Regions from separate parts of the Homo sapiens genome. Here region 2 is linked to region 1. A link is an interaction called in ENCODE POLR2A ChIA-PET data of the cell type or tissue named here. Cell type or tissue: CD4-positive, alpha-beta T cell. All regions are shown on one strand. Links, peaks and the distances in the headings refer to the core of each region. The heading gives the core; the rest is flanking DNA.

What was found. Peaks named below come from ENCODE experiments on the same cell type or tissue, not always from the same donor. Only the 100,000 strongest peaks of a DNase experiment are listed, where the experiment ranks them.
Region 2: POLR2A ChIA-PET joins it to region 1 with 7 read pairs; 4 of 35 experiments call an interaction of 5 or more read pairs at or near these places.

Annotation. Positions count from the first base shown.
Region 1 is chr17:39,088,148-39,096,388 of GRCh38, reverse strand. All of the region lies in intron 7 of PLXDC1 (plexin domain containing 1), which reads left to right. It also overlaps the pseudogene RDM1P5. Among named protein-coding and RNA genes, the nearest start is that of PLXDC1, 59 kb to the left of the region's middle. RefSeq lists an enhancer at 3,316-3,385. In CD4-positive, alpha-beta T cell, for the core only: CTCF peaks have their summits at 3,759 and 3,960; DNase peaks (open chromatin) are centred at 1,608, 3,378 and 3,898; H3K4me3 peaks cover 930 bases; H3K27ac peaks cover 4,533 bases.
Region 2 is chr17:39,014,271-39,019,270 of GRCh38, reverse strand. All of the region lies in intron 1 of LOC105371767 (a long non-coding RNA gene), which reads left to right. Among named protein-coding and RNA genes, the nearest start is that of LINC02079, 10 kb to the left of the region's middle. In CD4-positive, alpha-beta T cell, for the core only: no CTCF peak of the experiment used is centred there; a DNase peak (open chromatin) is centred at 2,290; H3K27ac peaks cover 1,949 bases.

The DNA.
Region 1 (8,241 bases), core at 1,503-6,502:
TTTTAATCCATCTGGGGGCCCATCCTTCCCTCTTTTCCCTTCTCACTTCTGTTTTTCCCACTACTCTGCTCCCTGAGTCATTTCTGGCCTCTTCTTTCTCTGCCTTTTTCTGCTTTGCTTCAATGCTGAGGGACCCCCCTACTTCTCCCCCGTGGGGCAGGGTCCCCTGCTGGGGCTCCACTCGTGATTATTGAATGAATAATCACATGAGCCAAGGAACAAAAGAATGCATGAAGACTTTTTCCCAACCCAACCTCTTAGATTTTTTTATACGGTAACCACCCATTCCAGGTGGGAGTTTGTGGATCGACCTGTCATCTCCTAACTTCTTCTGGCCAAGCCAGCACTCTCCCATGGGCATCTGGCATTGAAACACAAAGGGACATGCAAACCTCTCACTTGAACCATTAACATTACTTGTTTGGGGCCAGGCATGGTGGCTACGCCTGTAATCCCAGCACTTTGAGAGGCCGAGGCGGGTGGATCGTTTGAGGCCAGGAGTTTGAGACCAGCCTGGCCAAGATGGTGAAACCCCATCTGTACTAAAAATACAGAAATCAGCCAGGTGTGGTGGCAGGCACCTGTAATCCCAGCTCCTCGGGAGGCTGAGGCAGGAGAATTGCTTGAACCCGGGAGGTGGAGGCTGCAGTGAGCTGAGATTGTGCCACTGCACTCCAGCCTGGGCGACAGAGCAAGACCCTGTCTCAAAAACAAAAACAAAACAAAACAAAAACAACCCCCCCGCCAAAAAAAAAAGACAAAAAACAAAAACATTTCTTGTTTGGGCAGCAGTGTTTGCCAAGTCTGGACCTGAGTATTTCTGAATCTTTGATGCCTGGAAGCAGAGATAAAACAGAACACCTTAAACTGCCAGAAATGGTGCTCTGGGGAAGCCTGCGTCTTGGTTCCAGAAAGGATCTGTTGGTCATGGAGATGGAAGTCATTGTCTTGGGCAAGCTCCAGATGTTGGTGAAACAATCCAAAACAAATAACCCAGGCTTGGGGGGTTGGGGGGGGGGGGCGGGGCGTAAGGATTCTTTTATTAAAAAAATAAAAATATTACCAAACCCACACTCGAACAAGTACAAGCTGGCAGTTGAAGTGAGCAAATAGTTTCAATTAGAGATATAGTTCCACCCCCCACCCTCATCCCCCTTTCTGCCACCACTCAGCCTCCCCCACTCCGCTGGAAGGACTGTATTTTCAGAGGACAGCTGGCATCCCTGGCTGCACCCATGCTTGGGGCACATCCCCAACTCTGCCCCCCAGCCCGGATGGTGGGGAAACCCATCCCTAGAGCCTGGTGTGAAGTTTCTAGGAGACTTGGCTTCCCTGGCTGCCACTTGTGTCTCTATCCTCGAACTCAGTTCCCTTGAAAAGTCTGAGTCTCTATCTGTGCCCCACCCTGAGTCCCTTTGTCCCTCCCATTTCCCCTTCCTTCTGATGAGGGAAAGCTCTGCCCTGCAGCCTTGCAGGTGGAGAAATCCTGAAAGCCAGCTCTCCTCCCGCTTTGAGATCTAGCTTAGGAGGCGGCATGTCTGGTTTACTGTGGTCTTTCAGGGTTGTCCTTTTGAGAATGGCAGTAATTTGTGGTGGGCTGGGGAGGGAGGGCGTGCTTCCTTTGGGCTGTGGGCTGACGTTATAAGTTGCTGAGGTTTTCATGACTATTTGTAACCCATTCATTCACTCACAGTCATTTCTTAAGGTCCTGTTAAGTGCAAGGCCTGGTGCTAGGGGATGAGGTACAGAGATAAATTCCATGCAGACTCTGTCTTAGCGGAGCTTGTGGTCTGGCTGCGGGAGTGGCCAGGAGAGCAGATATTGACCAAGCGATGTAATGGGGGACACTGGACATTGCTCAGGGAGTTGTAGACTCAGAGTGGGGCCGGGTCGGGGGGCAGTCACTTTGCCTGAGAGTGGGGGAAGTCTTCAAGGAGGGGACGTCATTTGAGCTGAGTCTTGAAGTATGAGGCAGTTGAAGCAAGAAAGGTTGACATTGGACTCTAGAACCTATGGCCTCAGGCACCCTGGAAGTCAGGACATGGGAGACTTGGAGTTTCATGTTTATTTTTGATCCCATTGCGTTTTGGTGCTGAAGGGGAAGGAGAGATGGCCCCTGGGAGTAATGAGTGGGGATGGTGTGTGAAAGTCTGCTTCAAACTTTCCATCCTCATCTAGATATTCCCAGGCCCCCAGGCTTACTCAGAGCCCAGGCCACCTTCTCATGGCCATTGGCATCACTCAGGGGCACCTGCAGCACAGGTGGCCTTGGTGCCACCTCTGGGCATGTGAATTACAAAAAGGTGCCCATCCTCCAATCTCTGTCAGATCCCACTCGGGCTTGGCAAAGGGTCTTTCTTGTGTCAAAGGGTTGCATATGTGTGTGCATATGAGTATGTGCTCATGTGCAGGTGTGTGTGTGTCTTGGAGGGCTGGGGTGTGCACATGCGTGTGCGGGGCTCTGTGAACCCCTCGCCACCTCAGCTTTCCATGGAGGGTTCCCTCCTCTTAGAGCCACAGTGACTCTGTAGACACCCGGCAGTTACTGCCTGATATTTACGAGGCTTGCCACGGGGCCTCCTCTCTCAGACTTAGGGTTCTTTAGGAGACAAACACACAGTCATTCCATCTTTTGGATTTTGGCTTAATTTTATATATATATATATATATTTTAAGACGGAGTCTTTCTCTGTCGCCCAGGCCGGAGTGCAATAGTGCAATTTCGGCTCACTGCAGCCTCTGCCTCCCGGGTTCCAGCGATTCCCCTACCTCAGCCACCCGGGTAGCTGGGATTACAGGCGCGTGCCACCATGCCTGGCTAATTTTTGTATTTTTATAGAGATGAGGTTTCACCATGTTGGCCAGGCTGGTCTCAAACTCCTGACTTCAGGTGACCCGCCCACTTTGACCTCCCAAAGTGCTGGGATTACAGGCATGAGCCACTGTGCCCGTAATTTTTAAATAAATGTTTTTATTTTTAAATAAACAACTGGGCTCGGTAAATTGTAAAGAGATGTGGCCTGACGCAGTGGCTCGCGCCTGTAACCCCAGCACTTTGGGAATTGGAGGCGGGAGGATTGCTTGAGGCCAGGAGTTTGGGACCAGCCTGGGCAACATAGGGAGACCCTGTCTCTACCAAAGAATAAAAAAAAATTACCAGGGCATGAGCCTTTGGTGGGGGAGGTGGAGCTGGGGGCAGGGACTGAAGTGGGAGAATCACTTGAGCCCACGAAGCCAAGGCTGCAGTGAGCCGTGATTGCACCACGGCACTCCAGCCTGGCAACAGAGTGAGACCCTGTCTCGAACAAAACAAAACAAAACAAAAAAGAAAGAAATGTAAATGTTTCCCTTTGACTCTTTTAGAAACACAAATCAGGAAGCTCTCAGCAGGGGTGTGCTGGAGATCATGTATGCAGCTGGGTGAGAGGCAACTGAACATGTCTCTTCCTAACTCCATGTTCAGTAACTTTTTTGAAAGGGTAGCTGGAAGTCAGCTACCGTGGAAGTATTTACACCACAGAAATTGGCAACAACGGCAATTCAGGACTCCTCTGCCCCTACCTGCACCCCAGCCCCCAGGCAGTTGTTAAATATTTATCTGCACTCACAACTTTGGTGACTTTCTGGAGCCACAGTGGCTTCCAGCCCTGAGGTTTTTTAAAAGTCTAGCCTCTGATTTTAAAACAAAGACTGTGTGGCTTTGGGCAAATAACGTCCCCTCTCCGATCTCACTTTTCTCCTTTGTAAAGTGGGGAGAGCAGCGATGTCTGTCTGTGCACCTCAGGAAGTTGTAAGGGGAAATGAGATGGTGCAGCTCCAGGGAACCTGCAAGGCTGCGAGCTAACAGAGTGCTCTGCACTCAGCACAGCCCCTGCACAGAGCAGGTGTCTGCACCGACATGCTGAAGGAGTCAACAAATGTGCTGCATGGTGGCGCTGTGCTCTTGTAGTTTTCTCGTTTAAGTAGATGTTTTCCGTCTACTTAATGGCTAGGCTTGGTAAATTGTAAAGAGATGTGGCCTGTGTGGTGGCTCATGTCTAGAACCTCAGCGCTTTGGGAGGCTGAGGCAGGCAGATTGCTTGAGCCCGGGAGTTGGAGACCAGCCTGGGTAGTACAGGGAGACCCATCTCTACTAAAAATACAAAAATTAGCCAGGCATGATGGGGTGTGCCTGTAATACCAGCTACTTGGGAGGCTGAGGCAGGATTACTGAGCCTGGGAGGTCAAGGCTGCAGTGAACTGTGATTGCGCCATTACACTCCAGCCTGGGTGACAGAGCGAGACCCTGTCTCTAAATAAATAAATAAATGAAAAAGTAAAGTGCTATACAAAGTTGTATCTGTCTATGGGTTAATCTGTCTGAACCTCAGTTTCCCCACTTATGAATGAATGGCAAGACAACTTGATTTTTTTTTTTTTTTTTTTTTTTTGAGATAGAGTCTCACTCTGTTGCCCAGGCTGGAGTGCAGTGGTGCAGTCTCAGCTCACTGCAGCCTCCACCTCCCGGGTTCAAGCAATTCTCCCGCCTTAGCCTCCCAAGTAGCTGGGATTACAGGTGCTCACCACCACGCCTGGCTAATTTTTTAAATTTTTAGTAGAGACGGGGTTTCACCATGTTGGCCAGACTGGTTGCAAACTCCTGACCTCAAGTGATCCACCTACCTCGGCCTCCCAAAATGCTGAGATTACAGGTGTACAGCCAACTTGACTTCTTAACTCCCTTGCTCTCTCAACCTGATATGTCTGAGTCTCTGCAGCTGTAGCTCATCTCCTCTCTCATAAAGCCCACACCTGCGCAGTGCTCGCCTTGGGGACCACCTGGACTCCTCATCCCACCCACTCTGTCCAGCTGCTTTCCTGAGGAGGAGCAAGTTCCCTGATCTGCCTGGGATGGAAGGAAGGGAGGGAGACGTGGGAGGAGGCCTGGATCTCATTCTAAACCATCCGGCTCCAGTGCAGGAGTCGGGCGAAGGAAGGAGCTGCAGGGCTGGAGCTGTCATCCTCCTGGTAGGAAAGGAAGACCAAGGCTAAAGTCCTCTCCACTGCCTCTCCCCATGGGAGTCAGTGGGTGTGTGTTGCGGGGAGATGGATTCCAAGATAAGTACTCTCTGAGCAGCCCTCAGAGGGGGCGTGGGAAATTCACCTCAGTCTCCAGGGTCCCCAGTCCATTCACCACCTGAGCACTGCCGTCCCCCACTGCTCCCATGACCTCATTCTCCAGTGGTGGCAAAAGCAAGAAACAGTAATCAGGAAGAAACAAGGGGAAGCTAGGGTGGGGGCAGTGGCATCCACAGCAGGAGAAGCAGGCAGCCTGGACTGTGGGGGCAGCAGAAGAGAGGAGAGGCCTGCAGGATGACGGGTGGGAACAGGGCGTCTGGAGTGCCAGCACAGTACCGCGGTCAGGCCGCCTCTGTGGGCCTCCTCTCTCTCCACAGCAGCGGGGAACTGGGGGACCCATCAGACTTGCTGACAAGAAATATGCCGTCCTAGAGAGAGAGAGACAGAGGGAGAAAGACAGAGTAAGGACAGGAAAGAGAAAGCAATGCGTGCCATCCTTCCTCCTCATGTTCAAGTTTATAAACATTGCTTAAGGTGGACTTTGAGGGGTTAGAAGAGGCTGAAAATGCCCTAGAGTCTCAGCCATGAGAAGAACAGCAAAAAAGCAGTCGGGGCAGAGAGAAAAGGGGCTCACATGCTTCGAGGGCTCCTGGGGTCCTTGTGCGTTGAGTGTCTCCCTTAATTCTCAGGACAACACCATTTGCATGGCATCACCAGCCCCATGTGTGGATGCGGCTCACTGAGTCCCTTGTCCAAGGTCACACAGGCGGTAAGGGCAGAGCCTGTCTGCCCAGCTGCGGCAACCCTAAGCCTCCTCTCCTTGTGTGGTCACCCTCCGGGGGCCGAGCTTCTTTTCCTCCATGCTCTCATCAGTGCCCCCATCTGCTTTCCCCTTTCCACTCGGCCTGGAGCAGCATCTGGCCTGTGGGTAGCAGGTGCACCCTCCTAGTGGCATGGGAGTGGGGGGCACCAGCATTTCAGACAGGCCTCAGGGATGTAGATGCTGCTCAGCTCCAGGGAATCTTTATTGACACCAATGCCAGAGTAGTCTTCTTTTCACTGCATGGAATGACATTCCAAGGTCTTGAATGTTTCAGGGGCTGAAGTGTCCTGCAGCAGGGCATTGTGTTGGGAAGAGAGCATGCTTTGGTGCCAGACCCACGGGGGCGCAGTCCTGGGTTAAGTAGGAGGGACTAATTCCAACGTTAAGGATAAATAAATAATGAGATACAGGCCAGGCATGGTGGCTCACACCTGTAATCCCAGCATTTTGGGGGTCTCAGGCAGGCATATCACCTGAGGTCAGGAGTTTGGGACCAGCCTGGCCAATATGGTGAAACCCCCTCTCTACCAAAAATACAAAATATTAGCCAGGTGTGGTGGTGGGCACCTGTAATCCCAGCTACTCGGGAGGCTGAGGCAGGAGAATTGCTTGAACCTGGGAGGCAGAGGTTGCAGTGAGCCGAGATCATCCCACTGCACTCCAGCCTGGGTGACAGAGCGAGACTCAGTCTCAATAAGTAAATAAATAATGAGATACTATGTGAACCATGGACAAAGCTCCTCTAGGTTCCTTACATAGGAGGGGATGTGGGGGTGGGGCACCCAGCAGTGGCACGGGACGCCCACCCCTTTGTGGATGCCCCTACTCAGCTCTTCTGCCACCTTGGGAAATTTTCCTCCAAACCACCTTCAGCCGAGCGAGAAACGTATGTCCCCACCTACTTCTAGTGACGAAAACCCAATTCAAACTCGCTTAAATGGAAAAGGGGGGTGCACGGAGGATACTGAAGTAGCCCAAAGAACCAAAAGAAGAGCTGAATAGTGGGGCAGGTCCTGGAACCCCAGGGCCCAGAACATACCAGCACTTCCTGTTTCTCTCCATGAGGTGGCTTCATTCTCTGCCTTTCCCCATGAGCCCGGTACTGTGGCCATTCACAGGTTCTGAGCCTGCATCTTCTCAGCTTCATTACCAGACAGCAAAAGGCCTCTTGGTTACAGTTGAAAAGTCCCAGGGGAGGTCTCTGATTGGTCCAGCTCACAGCCGATACCCAGGCCTGGAACAATCACAGCGTGGCCAGAGAGGCAGGATCATGGAAGAAGATGGCAGCTGTGGTTCAGCCCACCTGTAGGAATGGGCCAGGCACAGTACCCCAAGGGGAATGCTGCTGTTTCCAGAAGACGAAAGGGTGTTGGGCGGACCAAACACTGAGTGGTTCTTTCCTCTTGTGGGGTAACTCATTCTCAAAGCTCAATTCCTGGCTGTCTGCTTCTTATTCTTTTTTCTTTCTTTTCTTTCTTTCCGTTCTTTCTTTTCTTTCTATTCTTTTTCTCTTTCTTTCTTTCTTTCTTTTTCTCTCTCTCTCTTTTTTTTTTTTTTTTTTTTTCAGTCTTGCTCTTGTCACCCAGGCTGGAGTGCAGTGGCACAATCTCAGCTGACTGCAACCTCTGCCTCCCAGGTTCAAGCGATTCTCCTGCCTCAGCCTCTCAAGTAGCTGGGATTACAGGCGTGTACCACCACACCCAGCTAATTTTTGTATTTTTAGTAGAGACAGGGTTTCTACTAAAAACCCTGTTGGCCAGGCTGGTCTCGAACTCCTGACCTCAAGTGATCCACCTGCCTCGGCCTCCCAAAGTGCTGGGATTACAGGCATGAGCCACCATGCCTGGCTGGGCTGCCTGCCTTTCAAAATTGAAGAAAACCAACCCCAAGTCATGGTTCCTGGGTGGGTATCGTGGCCTAGAGAGAAGTATCAGAGCACCTCAGATTGTCATTTTAAAAAAGAAGCCTTTCATGTACAGTTCCAGCTTTTTCCTCCCAAGGGTGTTGTGGTAGGTGTTTCTGTCTTTCCACTCCACAGACAAGAAACTGAGGTCCAAATGACTTGCCTGAGGTTATCCAGCAAGTCGTGAGCAGAACTAGAACGAACTTGGATCTCCTGACTCTGAGGTCCTGTGAGAAGTTTCTGCAGGGACCAAAGTAGGACTCGAGCCTGGCTGCAAGCCCTGAGCCTTGCTGGGGGATTTGTCCAGGAGGGGTGAGGTGGATGGTGGACAGCAACATGCAAAAGTCAGCCTGTCCATCTGCAGACATTCACAGAGCACTCAGCGAGGTTCAGGACCAGATGATCATGGTCTCACACATCCCCAGCCTCCAAATAGACCCTCATGTCCACAGTGTGG
Region 2 (5,000 bases), core at 1-5,000, 76 kb after region 1:
TGATCTGAGCTAGATCTCTCGACAACTTGCTGCAGCTTCTCCATCAGCACTTGCTGCTTCACCTTACACCTTTATGTTACAGAGACAGCTTCATTCCTTCAGCCAACCTCTGCGAGCTTCAAACTTTTCTTCTGAAGCTTCATCACCCCTCTCAGCCTTCATAGAATTCAAGAGAGTTGTGACCTTGCTCTGGATTAACTCTTCATCCAAATTAACTCTTCATCCTCAGCACCCAAATATATGACTCATAGGCAGTTCCACTGCATAAACAAACAACACAAAATGAGGAAATGGGGAGCAAAGTGCCAGACACTGCAAGTGTTTCTGGAATAAATTCCTTCCTGGCCTGGTCTTTGCAATCCAGATTGTCAGTTTCTGGGGAAAATAACTTTCTGTCATATAAACATCGGAGGAGCAAGGAGCGTAGGAGGCCTGGGACCATGGCTCAGGGTGGATTAGAATCAAGCACCAAAAAGCTTAAAGGAATTTCCGCTTTCCTTTGTTTATGGTGATTTACCAAAAGGCCTTTTGAGGAAGTAGTTCTGCCTTTGAGACCTTAGAGAAGCAGACAAGCTCCTGCAGGTTTCCTTCAAGCTTTCTCTCAGTTCTCCTCCTTGGGTCTGATTATTAAAAGACATAACCACCTCTGTGGTTTCTGTTACTTCCATCTTGGTTTCTTCTTTTCAAGCAACTGTGTGGATTTGACACCCAGCAATTACAAGAACCTGGATGAATGCAGGTCTCTTGCACCAGTTGTATTTCCTGCACTCTAGTAAAACAAAGCTCCTCGTCAGTCTGGCATAGCTGATACTCCCACTCCCGCCTCCACCCCTGCTCATCATAAAAGGATCCCTTGGATAGGACTTTACAGCTTTCAAGGCACTTTCACACGTTCAAGTCTTAAAGGCAGGGCAAGCAGAGCGCATGCAGAGATGGGGCCGTCCCGGCACCCGCTGCGGTCTCTCCCCCTGCCCAAGCCCAAGCATGATGCTGAGCTCAGTGCAAGTTTAATGATACTTTAGATTGATGGATCCCCTTAGTTTTCTAAACACTTTCTCAGAATATCTCATCTGATCATCATATTAAAATACAAAAAATTAGGCTGGCCGTGGTAGCTCACGCCTGAAATCCCAGCACTTTGGGAGGCTGAGGTGGGTGTATCACCTGAGGTCAGGAGTTCGAGAGCAGTCTGGCCAACATGGTGAAACCCCGTCTCTAGTAAAAATTAAAAAAAATTTAGCCGGGTGTGTTGGTGGGTGCCTGTAATCCCAGCTACTCGGGAGGCTGAGGCAGGAGAATCGCTTGAACCCTGGAGGCAGAGGTTGCAGTGAGCCGAGATCACGCCATTGCACTCCAGCTTGGGCAACAAGAGTGAAATTCCGTCTCGGAAAAAAAATAATAATAATAAATACAAAAAATGAGCTGGGCATGGTGGTACAAAAGTAATGCAGTTTTGCTATTGCTTTTAATGGCAAAAACCACAATTACTTTTGCACCATCCTACTAGTTCTTTGAGGTTGGCAAGGGGGGAATTCGCATCCCATTTCAGGGATGAAGGAAACTGAATCTCAGAGCCCTGAATGATTTTCCAAGGCCCCCCTGCAATGTAACCCTTCTGAGAAGATCTCATCAGAACTTCAACTCTGCCCACCACCAATAAGAGAACAATAAGAGCTAACATTTACTGAATGGCTCGCCTGGTGCAGGCGGTGCTTAGCGCCTCATATGTGCTCCACATCAGCAGGTAGAAAGGAAGTGGTTATCTTTAACCATTGTTGGATTCCCAAGGATGTCAGTCCAAACACGCTTCTTGGGCACTTATCCTGGGCCCAGGAAAGCAGTTCTGAAAATACAGAAAACAAGAACTAGTCGCACTTACAGTGCTTACTGTGGAGTCAGTGAGGCAAGATGAAATCACAAGAGGCTGGCGCAGTGGCTCACGCCTGTAATCCCAGCCCTTTGGGAGACCGAGGTGGGTGGATCACCTGAGGTCAGGAGTTCAAGACCAGCCGGACCAACATGGTGAAACCCCATCTCTACTAAAAATACAAAAATTAGCTAGGCATGGTTGTGGGCCCCTGTAATCCCAGCTACTTGGGAGGCTGAGGCACAAGAATCACTTGAACCCAGGCAGCAGAGGTTGCAGTGAGCCGAGATCACACCAGTGCACTCCAGCCTGGGCAACAGAGTGACACTCTGTCTCAAATAAAAAAAAAAAGAAAAGAAAAGAAAAAAAGAAATCACATGAAAGCAATGAGCCACGTGAACCTAATCCATGGGTAAGCAGGATGTGGTGTCATGATGTAGATTAGGTAATATCCACGGTTCCCAGCTCAAACTCTCTCTAACCATGTTTTTCCTCTACTCTCACACCACAACAATCAACACAGAAGGCTTCTGTGACCATGTGTGTGGAGGTTTGCCTCCACACACCAAGGACTGGACACCAGCTGGGTGTCCTCTAATTCTGTTCTGACACTATCTACATGGAGATAGTGTCAGATCCCACAGGCTGGGGGCTCAGTGTCCAAGACTGCCCCACTCCCACACCAGTCGCAAGTCCAGGCCTCCAGAACTTCTGGCCAACAGGCTTCAAGTTAGGCTTCCCATGACCCCTCTTTGGGTTCAATTAATTTGCTGAATCAGTTCACAGAACTCAGGGAGACACTTACATGTACTGGTTTATTAGAAGGATATTACAAAGGATACAGATGAAGATGATACAGAAGGGCTGGGCTCCCAACTAAACCCCACCCTTAAGCCTGGAACCATGGCCCTAGGTGAAAACAGCTGAACCCATTCTTCCACCCAAACGTTGCCTTTTTTGGCCTGCCCCGCCCCTATCCTGTTCCCATAAAAGACTTCAGCTGGCACAGCAACACAAGTGGCTGAGGGTCAGGATACAAGCATGTGAGCTGTGACCAGAGAAGCAACTGAGCATCGGAGACTACGGATAGATGCAGCTAACTTCAGATGGTGCAGCTTCTGAGAGGGGCCCAGCTGGAGACGGCCAGGCTTCAGGGAAAGATCACCTTCCCATCCCTTTTCCAGCCTCCCTTTCCACTGAGAGTCACTCACCACTCAATAAAGTCTTCCGCATTCATCACTTCTTTTTTTTTGAGACGGAGTCTCACTCTGTCTCTCAGGCTGGAGTGCAATGGCACGACATCGGCTCACTGCAACCTCCGCGTCCCGGGTTCAAGTGATTCTTGTGCCTCAGCCTCCAGAGTAGCTAGGACTACAGGCACGCGCCACCACACCTGGCTAATTTTTGTATTTTTAGTAGAGGCGAGGTTTCACCATGTTGGCCAGGCTGGTCTCAAACTCCTAACCTCAAGCGATCTGCCCACCTCAGCCTCCCAAAGTGCTAGGATTACAGGCGTGAGCCACTGCGCCCGGCCATTCATCACATTTCAAACAGTTCATGTGAGCTTATTCTTCCTGGATGCTGGACAAGAATCTGGGTGCCGAGAGGGCAGGGGCTCCCACTCTGACCCTCCACTGAGCTAGTTGGCACTCGACCAGCCCTGGACAGCAGAACTGAAAGAGCATTGGTTGTAACATGCTTGGACGCTGTGCGGGGCCCACACAGAACCTGATGCAGCCAGAGAGGAGCGAATGGCCGGTTCCAGCATTTGTCCCCTCGGGTTCCCACACTTATTCACTCACACTTTCCCTCCCATGAGGAGTGGTCAGTGACAGGCTGAGTGCAACAAGCCACTCCAGTTCCCACTCGCGAAGGGGGTTGAGGGAAGTATCCCATCTAAGAGACATGTAGGGTGAGGTGTGGGGGAAGGGGTACGGAGCTTCCACGCGCCCCCTGGGCCCATCACCCTCCAGGAAGCTCCAGTGTTCAGCTATCCAGAAGCTCACTGGGCCCTGTCCTCTTGGGGCTTGTTTTGTTTTGTTTTTGAGACAAGGTCTTGCTCTGTCACCCAGGCTTCAGTGTAGTGACGCAATCTCGGCTCACTGCAACTTCCACCTCCCAGGCTCAAGCAATCCTCCCACCTCAGCCTCCTGAGTGGCTGGGACTACAGGAGTGCACCACCAGGCCCAGTTACTTTTTTGTATTTTTAGTAGAAATGGAATTTTGCCACTTTGCCCAGGCTGGTCCCAAACTCCTGGCCTCAAGCAGTCCTCCTGCCTTGGCCTCCCAAAATGCTGAGATTAGAGGCGTGAGCCACCAAGCCTGGCCTCTTGGGTTTTTATGGAAGCTTCACGATGTCAGCATTCCTTCCCCCAGGGTGTGGTCTTCAGACTCATAGTCATGAAATCAGGGGAACATTCAGGTGAAAGGAGGGCAGGAGAAGGTCAGAGGCCTGCCCCTGAGGCCTAACATACCCAATGTTCTAACAAGACTGTAAGAAGGGCTCTGGGAGTTATCAGCCAGGAACAGCCCAACGAGTTCACCTTGCCTGCTGCCTAGACCGAGCCCGTTAGTCAAGACGGGAACTGCAATAGAGACAGTAATTCACACAGAGCCAGCTGTGTGGGAGACCAGAGTTTTATTATTTCTCAAATCAGTCTCCCTGAGCATTCAGGGATCAGAGTTTTCAAGGATAATTTGGTGGGTGGAGGGGCCAGTGAGTCGGAAGTGCTGACTCATTGGGTCGAAGATGAAATCATAGGGAGTTAAAGCTGTCCTCTTCCAGAGTCAGTTCCTGAGTGGGTCCACAAGATCACATGAGCCAGTTTATTGATCTGGGTGATGCCAGCTGATCCATCAAGTGCAGAATCTGTAAAATATCTGATCTTACTTCTTACAATAGTGATGTTGTCCCCAGGAGCAATTTGGGGAGGGTTAGAATCTTGTAGCCTCCAGCTGCCTGGCTCCTAAACCATAATTTCTAATCTTTCGGCTAATTTGTTAGTCCTACAAAGGCAGTCTGGTCCCCAGGCAAGAAGGGGGTTTGTTTAGGGGAATGAGCTGTTATCATCTTTGTTTCAAAGTAAAACTATAAATTTAAGCTCCTCCCAAATTTAGTTTGGCCTACTCCTAG